3 separate regions of the Homo sapiens genome follow, and all the other regions are linked to region 3. Evidence: chromatin contacts called from ENCODE Hi-C or POLR2A ChIA-PET data. All regions are on one chromosome and are shown on one strand. Each heading gives the region's core, a stretch centred on a gene start or an enhancer-like site at or near the end of the contact. The rest is flanking DNA. Distances are from core to core; before and after follow the strand shown. Region 1 overlaps ERFE (erythroferrone). Region 2 overlaps LRRFIP1 (LRR binding FLII interacting protein 1). Region 3 overlaps LOC105373960 (a long non-coding RNA gene).

What was found. A loop is a pair of places that touch in the nucleus more often than their neighbours do. ChIA-PET counts read pairs that join two places held with the same protein, here RNA polymerase II (POLR2A). Pooled maps may share reads with other maps.
Region 1: a loop to region 3 is called in a map of CD8-positive, alpha-beta T cell, with 1.8 times the contacts of the local background. The contact joins two enhancer-like sites. A Hi-C loop is called at or near these places in 1 of 168 maps with a recorded cell type or tissue (CD8-positive, alpha-beta T cell) and 4 of 50 pooled maps. POLR2A ChIA-PET finds 5 or more read pairs at or near these places in 2 of 52 experiments (AG04450 and H1).
Region 2: a loop to region 3 is called in a pooled map, with 2.1 times the contacts of the local background. The contact joins two enhancer-like sites. A Hi-C loop is called at or near these places in 1 of 50 pooled maps. POLR2A ChIA-PET finds 5 or more read pairs at or near these places in 2 of 52 experiments (WTC11 and naive thymus-derived CD8-positive, alpha-beta T cell).

What each region holds. Positions count from the first base shown.
Region 1 is chr2:238,168,474-238,172,177 of GRCh38, forward strand. It overlaps ERFE (erythroferrone), which reads left to right. Exons shown (of 8, transcript NM_001291832.2): 8 at 1-417. It overlaps ILKAP (ILK associated serine/threonine phosphatase), which reads right to left. Exons shown (of 12, transcript NM_030768.3): 11 at 2,470-2,551; 12 at 1,929-2,203. The coding sequence ends at 2,063. Among named protein-coding and RNA genes, the nearest start is that of ERFE, 11 kb to the left of the region's middle. Within about 2 kb of position 1,423, at least 15 of the 41 ENCODE cell types and tissues checked have a DNase peak (open chromatin) inside an H3K27ac peak, as active enhancers do.
Region 2 is chr2:237,750,801-237,754,484 of GRCh38, forward strand. It overlaps LRRFIP1 (LRR binding FLII interacting protein 1), which reads left to right. Exons shown (of 24, transcript NM_001137550.2): 14 at 400-471; 15 at 2,509-2,679. Among named protein-coding and RNA genes, the nearest start is that of RBM44, 46 kb to the right of the region's middle. RefSeq lists an enhancer at 2,281-2,330. Within about 2 kb of position 2,156, at least 3 of the 41 ENCODE cell types and tissues checked have a DNase peak (open chromatin) inside an H3K27ac peak, as active enhancers do.
Region 3 is chr2:237,922,372-237,926,414 of GRCh38, forward strand. It overlaps LOC105373960 (a long non-coding RNA gene), which reads right to left. Exons shown (of 3, transcript XR_924046.3): 2 at 1,069-1,351; 3 at 515-686. Among named protein-coding and RNA genes, the nearest start is that of UBE2F-SCLY, 43 kb to the right of the region's middle. RefSeq lists a silencer at 1,352-1,561. Within about 2 kb of position 1,265, at least 20 of the 41 ENCODE cell types and tissues checked have a DNase peak (open chromatin) inside an H3K27ac peak, as active enhancers do.

The sequences.
Region 1 (3,704 bases), core at 173-2,672, 250 kb after region 3:
TTCTAACTAACTAGCCTCCGGATGAGGTGGCTGCCACCAGGCCCGAATGATCCCCAGGAGCCCAGCTTCCAAACCCCAACATCGAATCAAACATCTCCATCCCCAAGTGCAGTAACACACAAAAACCAAACACTCTGCCCTGGGAAAGGCCTGGTGCGATTCTCAGTAGGACTCACACCCACCCTACCTAGAAGTACTGGGCTGGCCTGGGTACTGCATCCGTGTGTTTTGATAAGGGGGTGATGTGGCCACGCCCTTATCTAGATTTCACTTTGTATCCACTGGGCACAGATATTCTAGAGAACTTATCTTTCACTCTTGTAAAAGCCACATATCCACATCTCTTTCATTTTTCTCAGTGTGTTATGCAGCAATTTATTAAAGTATTTATTGTCTAATAAATACTGCCAAGTGGAATATATTTATATAACTGACTTCGTGGGGTGGTTCAAGTACTTACTTAAGAACTATGTGACACAACAGTTACAAAACAAAAGGCAGACCTTAAGATCCGGAATCAATCCTTTAGCCCAGGTTCACTAAACTAAGCACAGTAAGGAGGAACCTGGAAGGTGAAGTGGAGATGGCCTCCAGCCTCTACGTGGGAGGGACTCCCTTGAAGGCTGGGAGTGAACCTTCCTGGGAAACTAGGGTCAAGCCTCTCGGGAACAGTGGGACATAGGGATGTATGAGTCACAGACATCAGTGTGCAAACACCTGGTTTGCTATAGGAAGATAGTTACCAAATGAATGGTTCTATTTCCTGATTCTGGGGTGCCAGGGCTCTTTTCTTCAATGAGGCCACACTGTACAATGTCCCAGTCCTCAAACTGAAATGGGTACTTGGCTCTTAAAACTCCCTGGGGAAGGAAGGGGCAGCACCAACACTTCGTTCAGTTCTTACTTGTGGCTTTTACACAACAGACCCCCAGGAGGCATCTAAGGTTTACATGAAGCCTTTACCACTGAGGTCCTCGCAGCATGGATACCAATTCCACTCAATCAACTGGGTGATAAAACCATGTGTGTGTGTTGGGTGGGGGCCAGGGAACATTACAAAACAGATTCTGAAAACGCAAATTTTTAGAATCTTACATCATCCTGAGCCAAACATTTACACAAAAGGATCCAAGAGCTGCTTTACTAAAAACTACTTACAGTCATAATGATGACGTTTTCTATATAAACAAGTGCTTGAAAAGTATTTTAAAGCTTATTCTTCTGAGCTTATTATTCTTCATGCACTCTTTTCATGCTTTTAACATCTTTAACAGAAGTGTCCCCCTTTGAGGTGTTATTGCAAAGATTAACCTCATTCCAGCACAGGGCCAACTCCCCACACCTACCTCACGTGGGAAGCAGAATTTCCGGGCCATGCTGAGCAGCCGGCTGCCTGCTCCAACAGGAAGGTGCACACCTACACCCAGGGAGTCCAGATGGAAGCCACTGAACCGAGTCCTCCACAGACTCCTTCCACCAGACTGCAGCTCTCACCAATGGAATGAGAATGGCTAATTCTGTACTGTTTCTGGCAGGTCTGATGCATGAGTAACCTTGTCTATGAGTCTATTTCCTGGCTAAGCCTGAGCTCATGCTATGTAACATTTTGCAACACTATTTCCATAGGGAAAACTGAAAAGAGCTAGAGGGTTCCCAAAGCCCTGGTCTGGGCCTAGCCTTGACTAACCAGTCATCCCCTGGGTCTCTTCATTGCAACATGCCACTTCCCCAACCAGGGTCATCATGACAGTGAAAGCACAGCAAAATGCCCGTGAACTACAAAACATCACACAACCAGCAGCCTGCAGGCCACTACGAGCCAGTCCAAGATGCCTATAATGGTTTTAACAAGGAAAGACAGCATATTCAAAAGCAAACACAATCTCTGAAGGGTCAAGAGGTGCTCACAGTATAATAACTCAAAAGACTAGGAAAAAAAAAGAGAAACCTTTATTTACAACCATGGGAGTCCCACAGGAGTACACAAAACACACAATGTGCACACACACAAAATGAACCTTTTAAGTCAATACCATGCGTGCTCCTGGCCGCGCGCCACCCCTCAGTGCCCTATCCGCACCACCATCACAGTGACGTTGTCGGCCGAGCCCCGCTGCACCGCCTTGTTGGCCAGCCTGTTGCAGGCTGCTTCGTAGCGGGCGTCGGCTGCGGACTTCCCTTCCCGGGTCTGGATCTTTTCATCCTACCAGATGAGAAAGGGAATGAGTGAATGGAGTGACCCCGCACCCTGTCACTTTCCTGAGACATGACTGCCAGGAAGAAGAGCTGCTCTGGTCTCCATCAGGGCTGGCAGGACAAACTGACCAGTGAGTCAGTAGGCAGAGTTCACACTGAAAAAGGGCACAAGGGCTGTCCCACAATGGGAGGAAATGGGGTCTCAGAACTTCTACTTCTCTGAAAACTAAGACACAATTGGGACAACCACCACCCCCGTGTGAGATTTCTCACCTCGAGACAGGACAAGATGAAGTTCACGGCTTCTTCTGGGGTAAAGACCTTGAAGAGCCCATCACAGGCCAACAAAATGAACCTACAACACCAGGGAGAAATATAAACGGGTTTTAGGCCCAACCAAAAAATAAAAAATAAAAAAAGGGCCTGGAGATGGAGATAAAATAAATATTTGTCCAACTATTCAAAGGCTAAGGTTTTTTTTTTCTTTTTTCTTTTTTTTTTTTTTTTGAGATGGAGTTTCACTCTTGTTGCCCAGGCTGGAGTGCAATGACGCAATCTTGGCTCACTGCAACCTCCACCTTCCCAGTTTAAGCTGTTCTCCTGCCTCAGCCTCCTGAGTAGCTGGGATTACAGGTGCCCGGCACCACGCCCGGGTAATTTTTTGTATTTTTAGTAGAGACAGGGTTTCACCACGTTGGCCAGGCTGGTCTCAAACTCCTAACCTCAGGTGATTCACCTGCCTCAGCCTCCCAAAGTGCTGGGATTACAGGCATGAGCCACAGCGCCTGGCCAGGCTAAGATTTGTTTAAACCCACTTAATTTCTGAGACAAAGGTTTAAACTACTTACAAGTATTTGTGGATAGGATGTTATACATCAAAACTGAGACTATCCTTCTCTTCGCCAATTAACAGAATTATTAATTACCTCAAACATTAGGTGCTGTACTTTCTTAGGCAAACTCCAGAAAAATCACTGAATAAAAACATGGGTGTTATGGTAAATATACAAGAATTTATAACACCATAGGCCTTACACCACTTCCAGACATAAAGCTGAGAATGAGCCCAGCCTCGGTGAAACATCCTTGGGCACACACTGCACAGCTTGGGGCTGCATCCAAGACCGAGGCCCAAGAAGGGGCAGCTGTGCGTGTTCCTGTGTTTGAAAACCACATGCTCTCCCTTTCAGAATCAAACCCCCCTAGACCGTCCCTGGAATCTTTCTGAACACCAATGGATTCAATGTGACAGTTCTAGTTTTCCTGGCATTGGGGGTGGGGAATACGCATCCCCACAGCTTTGCGGTATAAGCCACCCTCCTTTTCTCACTGTAATATCTGTGGGGTTTTTTTGTGTTTTTTTTTCTTTGTTTTTTGTTGCTGCTGCTGCTGTTGTTGTTGAGGCGGACTTTCCCTCTTGTTGCCCAGGCTGGAGAGCAATGGCATGATCTCGCTCACTGTAACCTCCGCCTCCCAGGTTCAAGTGATTCTCCTGCCTCAGCCTCCTG
Region 2 (3,684 bases), core at 906-3,405, 170 kb before region 3:
GCTCCATAAATGCAGGGAAAAAGTGCTACTGATTTTTGCCTCTAGCATCTTACTGTACATTGCACAGAGTAGGAACTCCTAGTGCTTGAATGAATTACTAAATAGGAGTTGAAATAACCTGTACCGTTTTCCGAGGCTCTATTTTGTCTGTTTTTTAAACTGTGTAAAATCATATGAGATACACTAAAATTGTATAAAATCATGTAAAAATATCATATGGGATACACCTGAACTTTAATCTTTAAATATTGAAGTTTATTTTCCCTTAACGCTTAATAAAATAAAAAAGAAAATTGGGTGCTCAGACTACCCAAATAGAAACTACCCTGAAGTATAAAAGATTTAGGGAATCACCTGTTTTCCCTTGACATCATCTGCCTTTTTTGCCATTTCCCCCAGGAACTCAATGAGTTAAAGGACCAGATTCAGGATGTAGAAGGCAAATACATGCAGGGATTGAAAGAGATGAAGGTACCAATTCACAGACGTGTGGTCTCACGATATTAACCCAACTTAACTTAAAAAAAAAAACAACATCCTAAAGAAGAAATTCAAAGTGCATGCTTACTGTAAATAGGCTCCAGGGTGTAGAAGAACTCACAATGGCAGGAGTGCCGGCATGGGTGTACACTCACCATTTTCCCAAATGCATTGTTTGAACCAAGATTGAAAATGTAACTGCCCAGTAGAAAAGGTTACTAACATACTCCCTGATGCATGCCTTAGACTTACCATCCTTCCCCCAGGCTTAAAACCAGTTTCTCATTTCCCATAGGCGTGTGCCAGACACTTGAAGAAGGTTCTTGGTTTTCTTCACTTTTTGTAGTAGTTGTATACAAAAATGCTTCAGTTGATTTGCTTCTCAAAATATCTGATGTCTACTAATAAGGCCGTCCTCACATGCCACACTTTTGAAACATCCCAATTATTTGCACCCTGTAAAATGCTACTAATTGAAGTAAAGACTGACTATGGCATTGGCTTTCTTGGAGCGTGTGCACACTGCTTTTAGAGTGTGCAGTGACTTCATTGCACCAGCCAGGAGATGTGGTTGCCCTGTTCCTTGACAGTAAGGTGGGCAATCAGTGACTGTCTTCCTTAGGCAGCAGCGGATCATGGATCTGGAAGTGGGTGGCGTATCTGTTACTTCCTTTTCAGCCCCCTAGAAAGTACCTGCAAGATCATTTGAATTTAATATCAAAGGGCACCAGACAGAGGAGGTGACATCGATCATGACTAATTCACTATCTTCATATCTGCCACCTTTCCTGAAAGGGGGAAAAATAAGACTCTGGCTTTCAATTCATGCGAAAAGGAGCCACTTGGCCAGGCGTGGTGGCTCACGCCTGTAATTCCACACTTTGGGAGGCCGAGGTGGGTGGATCACCGGAGGTCAGGAGTTTGAGACCAGCCTGGCCAACATGGTGAGACCCCGTCTCTACTAAAAATATAAAAATTAGCCAGGTGTGGTGGTGCGCACCTGTAATCCCAGCTACTTGGGAGGCTGAGTCAGGAGAATCACTTGAACCTGGCAGGTGGAGGCTGCAGTGAGCCGAGATCGTGCCACTGCACTCCAGCCTGGGTGACAGAGCGAGACACTGTTTCAAAAAAGAAAAAATGCTGCTGGGGAGCCACTGAACCAACCGGAGACCCGCTGGTCCCACGTGAAGCAGCTGTCCTGGTGTGGAGGTACAGAGCTAGACCAGCACTGGTCCCTCCAGCCCCCTGGTAGCCTCTGCTGCACCTGAACTGGCAGCTCTTGCCGCTGCCTTTAGCTCTGCATGTATGCGCCCTGAAGGTTCTGCCTCTCTGTTTTGGAATCGCCTTCCCCTCCTCATGTTTGGGGACCTGCAAGGGTGTGAGGCACGTGAGGGCATCGCCATGCGTATTTTACAGGCCTCTTTCTCTGGACTGTCCTTCAAAGGGAATGACCTTTGTCTTTCCAGGACCTACCCAGTGAGATCTGCCTGCCATTTTCCTATGAGTCAAAAATCTGAACTCACTACTGCTCCTTTCCTGGTTCATAAGCCAGAGTAGGGCTGGTTGGCAGTCACTGGCTTGTGGCCCTATGTAATTATCTCAGCCATCACACACTGGCTCTTTCACAAGGGCTGGTCACACGCCTCGAGTGATTCTTCAGAAATCTGTTGAACAGCCTGACACCCAGCCCTAGGACGCCGTGCTGGGGGGATTCCCCAGCTACTGAGTGGGGCCAGAGACTCTACTGCCTCTGTGACCACATCCCTTTCCATACTGGTATCTCGTTTGTTCTAATGAGTGTGTCCATTGCTTTTAATAGTGAATTTTCTGAGCAATGAGAATTTGACCAAATTGAAAAGGGGGATTTCCATGCATTTGAAATTGCCATGTGTTTCTTCTTCTGATCCATTTGCTCTAAGAAATATAGTCTAAGTTTAGGACTGAGGGTTTTTTTTTAACAGAATACTGAATGATTCTTTGTTTTGATTTTTTTATTGCAATTTCAAAAATATGACCTGCTTTCCACAGGACTCTCTAGCAGAAGTTGAAGAGAAATATAAGAAGGCTATGGTTTCCAATGCTCAGCTAGACAATGAAAAGACAAACTTCATGTACCAGGTTGATACCCTAAAAGATATGTTGCTGGAGCTTGAAGAACAGCTGGCTGAATCTAGGCGGCAGTACGAAGAGAAAAACAAAGTAAGCATTAGTATGATACAGAATGTTAACAATAGGCTGCGTGCAGTGGCCCATGCCTGTAATTCTGGTACTTTGGGAGGCCAAGGTGGGAGGATTACTTGAGCCCAAGAGTTCGAGACCAGCCTGGGCAACATGGCGAGACATCATTTCTAAAAAGAATTAAAACAATTAGCCAGGTGGTACATGGCTGTAGTCCCAGCTACTTGGGAAGCTGAGGTGGGAGGATCACTTGAGCCTGGAAGGTTGAGGCTGCAGTGAGCTGTGTTGACACCACTGCACTCCAGCTTGGGCAACAGAGAAGACACTGTCTCAAAAAAAAAAAAAAAAAAAGGGAATGGTAGGGTGTGTGTGTGTGTGTGTGTATGTATGTATGTATGTGTGGATATATCGTGTGTATGTATGTATATATAATGTATAATTTACATTATGTATTTTTATATTTTTAAACAATGGCTCTCCGCTTATCCAGGAAATCCAAACATCTGAGAATAAAAGTACCATACTCTTTGCCAAGTGACTTGAAATATTGATACGTATAATTTCAACATGTAAACTGGAGACAGTTTTTCTAGGAGAACATCTAAGCTAAAAGCAAAACCATGAAAAAACATACCTATGAAAGAGCCACCATGCTCAGATAAGGTGCGATCAGATGCTTCAAGATTTTCCTATTCATATGTATTTTCTGATTTTTATTTTGTTCTCTCTCAACACCATAGGGAAATAGTTATGAGTATCAAAGATTTTAAGAAAATTATATTATTTTCTGCTGATTGGGAAAAGACACAGTTACTCTACTTAAGAATTAAATATATCACCAAGCTCAGAGAGAGAGATAGTCTTATCTGAGCTTTCATTAGGAACCACTGGAACTAGTTTGTTAATAGCTGAGATCAGATATAATTTCTATTGAGAGTCTCAAGCATGAGTCATGTGTTAAGATAAGTAATGACAGCGGACTGATTCCACGAAGGCTGGGCTTGGATGTTCTTTAGATAGAAAGCA
Region 3 (4,043 bases), core at 15-2,514:
GATGTCTGCCGGCCAGCCTCACACAGCGGGCCAGGCCGGAGAAAGCAATGGAGGAACAGAAAGGCCCTGAGCCCCTATGAAGGGGCCCATCCCTGACCTCTGCTCTCCTAGTCTTCATCAGCCTGGAGGTTATGTCCATTTTGCAGTTAAGGAGATTGAGGCACAGGCAGGTGACAACACATGCCCAGTGTCCCTGAGCGCGGGTACTAGAGCCGGAATTGGAAGCCAGCTCTCCGACTCCAGGGCCCCCAGTTCGCTAATGAGTCTCTGCTGCCCTCAGCACAGGAGAGGGTACAACCATCAGGAGCTGGGATTGGAGGAGGGGAGGGCAAGGGAGGCTGTCTGCCTCCAGCCACGTGTGCACTCAGGTGACTCACACCTGAGTGTTTGCAACTCCGGGTACCATAAACCCAGTGGGCCACCCTCTGTGTGACTCATGCCCCCTCCTGCCCAAGTTCTCCCGGGGCCACCCCTGCCCTGGAGGAGTGCCCAACACAGCAGCTGTCATGGCCGATCTCCTGGGAAACCCACCTGGCAGAGCCCAGCCCAGGGAGCCCCACGGGATGCTCTGGTTCTCCTCAGCACTCTCTCTGGCCGATCAGGTTCAAGGACAGCTCTCAGTCTTACCCGGGAGAAGAAACTGGGGCACCTCCTGTTTTCTCCGCTCTGCGTCTCAGCAGGGTTTGCTGAAAGGAGAGCTGCGTCTGCAAGTCCTGCACCTGTTTTGTAAGCCTCACCTGTGCTTCCTGGGGATGGAGTCCTGCCCTGGCCCGCTGTTCCCCAGGAAGGCTGGCAAGCTCAGCCCCCCAGCCAGGACAAGTTGTGGGAAAACCCTGGGAACATAAGGCCACCCAGCTGAGTGAGGAATCTCTGTGTGTCCCCAGAGCACAGCTCAGTCCCCAGCCCATCACAAGCTGGCCCCACGGGCAGAGCACCCTCCCACAGCCCCACTGCCCCTGCTGTCACGTTCCTGCAGCCCTGCAGCCCACCCAAGACTGCCAGGGGACCCTCCTTTCCTCCCAGCCCCCTGATTTTTAATTAAAAAACAATGATTTCCCAAACTGGTACCAATAAGCAGTGAATTCCTGTTGACGAGTTTGGAGGGGACTTTCCTAGTTCATAGAGTCCACGGTTTTAAAAAGATCACTGCTGTCTAGTTTTCCGGTCCTGGCCCCGTGGAAGGTCACGCGCAGCTGAAAATAATTTTCTGGATCAGGAAACAGGCCAGACTGACGCGTGCCCAGGCGGTTCCCTTGCTGGCCGTGGAAGACATCTGGCGGACACCTGGCTGCAGAGGCTCGACTTGGAGTCCAGCTGGGGCTCAACTAGGCTCGCTGGAGGGCAGGGGACCCTGGAAAGAAAACAGGGGCGCAGCTTGCCCTGTGGACCCGGGGCTGCCCAGCGCGATGACACGGGACCGCACGGCCCGCAGGACCCCAGACGCCCGCTAGGGGCGCGCGCGAGCCAGGGGAGCCACGAGGGCCCTGCGGGGAGCGAGCCCGGCAGCCCCGCCCAGGACGCCATGAGTTCTCCTGCTCTTACTCCCCTCCCTTTTTTTCTATCTTTTGTTTTTCTTCTTTTCTTTTCTTTTCTTTTCTTTTCTTTTCTTTTCTTTTCTTTTCTTTTCTTTTCTTTTCTTTTCTTTTCTTTTCTCTCTCTTCTCCTTTTTTTCCCTTTCCTTTCCTTTTTCTCCTTTTCTTTTAAACAAAAAGCATAGTCACATGTACAGCACAGAACAGCCAAAGAACATCTAATGCCTAGCACGTGGTACTGAAAAAAACTATTCATTGGCGTCATTAATTGTAAATAAATGTGACATACACTTCATCAGCCAATCCTCTATTGTTAGACATGAAGCTTGTTACCAATTTCCCCCTATTTCTTGTCACCTTCTTTTATTATACAAGTACATTGTAGAAAACACAGGTAAAAAAGGCCGGGCGCGGTGGCTCACACTTGTAATCCCAGTACTTTGGGGGCCAAGGCGGGCAGATCGCGAGGTCAGGAGATCGAGACCAGACTGGCCAACACGGTGAAATCTCGTCTCTACTAAAAACACAAAAATTACCTGGGCATGGTGGCATGCGCCATGTAGCCTGTAATCCCAGCTACGCGGGAGGCTGAGGCAGGAGAATCGTTTGAACCCTGGAAGCCGAGGTTGCCGTGAGCCGAGATTGCGCCATTGCACTCCAGTGCAGACAGAGCGAAACTCGGTCTCAAAAAACAAAGCAAAAAGAATAAAAAGCAAATGCAGGTAAACAAACCGTCTTAATTCCAACCATTCAGATAATCTTTAACATACATTTTGGCATTAATTTATACTTAAGTACATAGATGATAGACAGATAGATGCTTGTATTAAAAAAAAAAAAGGGGGGGCTTGCTGGGCGCGGTGGCTACACCTGTAATCCCAGCACTCTGGGAGGCTGAAGTGGGCAGATCACTTGAGTTCAGGAGTTCGAGACCAACCTAGCCAATATGATGAAACCCCGTCTCTACTAAAAATGCAAAAATTAGCTGGGTCTGGTGGTGCATGCCTGTAGTCCCATCTACTCAGGAGGCTGAGGTGAGAGAATCGCTGGAACCCAGGAGGCAGAATTCGCAGTGAGCCAAGATTGTGACACTGCACTGCAGCCTGGGCAACAGAGGGAGACTCTGTTTCAAAAATAATAATAATTATTAATTAATTAATTAAAATGGCCTCATACTCTTTTGTAAATGGCTTTATCAATTTAAAAATTACTTTTTTTAGAAAATGACTACACATTTTTTATAAGCTCTGAAGGGCAGGGGTTTCATCTGTTTGTTTACATTTTTATTAATTACTTTTTTTTTGAGACAGAGTCTCACTCTGTCACCCTGGCTGGAGTGCAGTGGCACTATCTCGGCTCACTGCAACCTCCACCTCCCGGGTTCATGCAATTCTCCTGCCTCAGCCTCCCAAGTAGCTGGGATTATAGGCGCCTGCCACCACGCCCGGCTAACTTTCGTATTTTTAGTAGAGACAGGGTTTCACCTTCTTGGCCAGGCTGGTTTCCAACTCCTGACCTCAAGCGATCCGCCCGCCTTGGACTCCCAAAGTGCTGGGATTACAGGTGTGAGCCACTGTGCCTGGCCTGTTTTGTTTATTGCTATTTATAAATAACGCTCTGATGTGCACTTCCATAATACAAATGTTTAGAAATAGAATATTTGGGTCAAGGAGATCCCTAGGCTCTGCGTAGCTGTTGCCATATCCCTCGCGCATGTTTGCATCTCCCCGACACACCAGTATTGATGCAAGTTTCTGCTTACTCCAGTACTTTAGCCAGAACTTTAGCCAGAACTGGGTATTAACTTTAACAGCTGGATCAGGAAAAGATGCTCCCAACTGCAGTTTTCATTACACACATCTGATTACAGCAAGGCCAATGTTTTCCCCACGGGTGTGGTCATAGGAAGTCTTCTTTGGTGAATTACTGCACAGGCCTGTGGCCCATGTATAAGTTATGACACTCTTCATAACAGCAGTCTGCCCCCGCAAGTTTAGGAACTTATGCACAAAAGGCCCCTGTTTTCTTGAGTATTTTCGCATGCATATTCATAAGCCAGTCTGTAGTCATTTTGCAGGGAAGGAGTCTATTTTGATCAGGCTAATTGTTTTGTATTTTTAGTAGAGATGGGGTTTCACCATGTTGGCCAGGTTGGTTTCAAACTCCTGGACTCAAATGATCCACCCACCTCGGCCTCCCAAAGTGCTGGGATTATAAGCGTGAGCCACCTCGCCTGGTCAAGAATGTATATTCTACCTCACACCATATGTGAAAATTAACTTGAAATGGGTCAAAGGCCTAGATGTAAGTTTAAAACTCTTAGAAGGAAACATAGGTATAAATCTTCATGACCTTGGGTCAGGCAATGGTTTCTTAAGTATGAAACCACAAGCACAAGCCACAAAAGGAACAAATAGATAAATTGGACTTCATCAAAACTTAAAACTTTTTTGCATCAAATGACTCCATCAAGAGAGTATTTCTGTGCAGCTGCTGAGGCAGAAAGAAAAA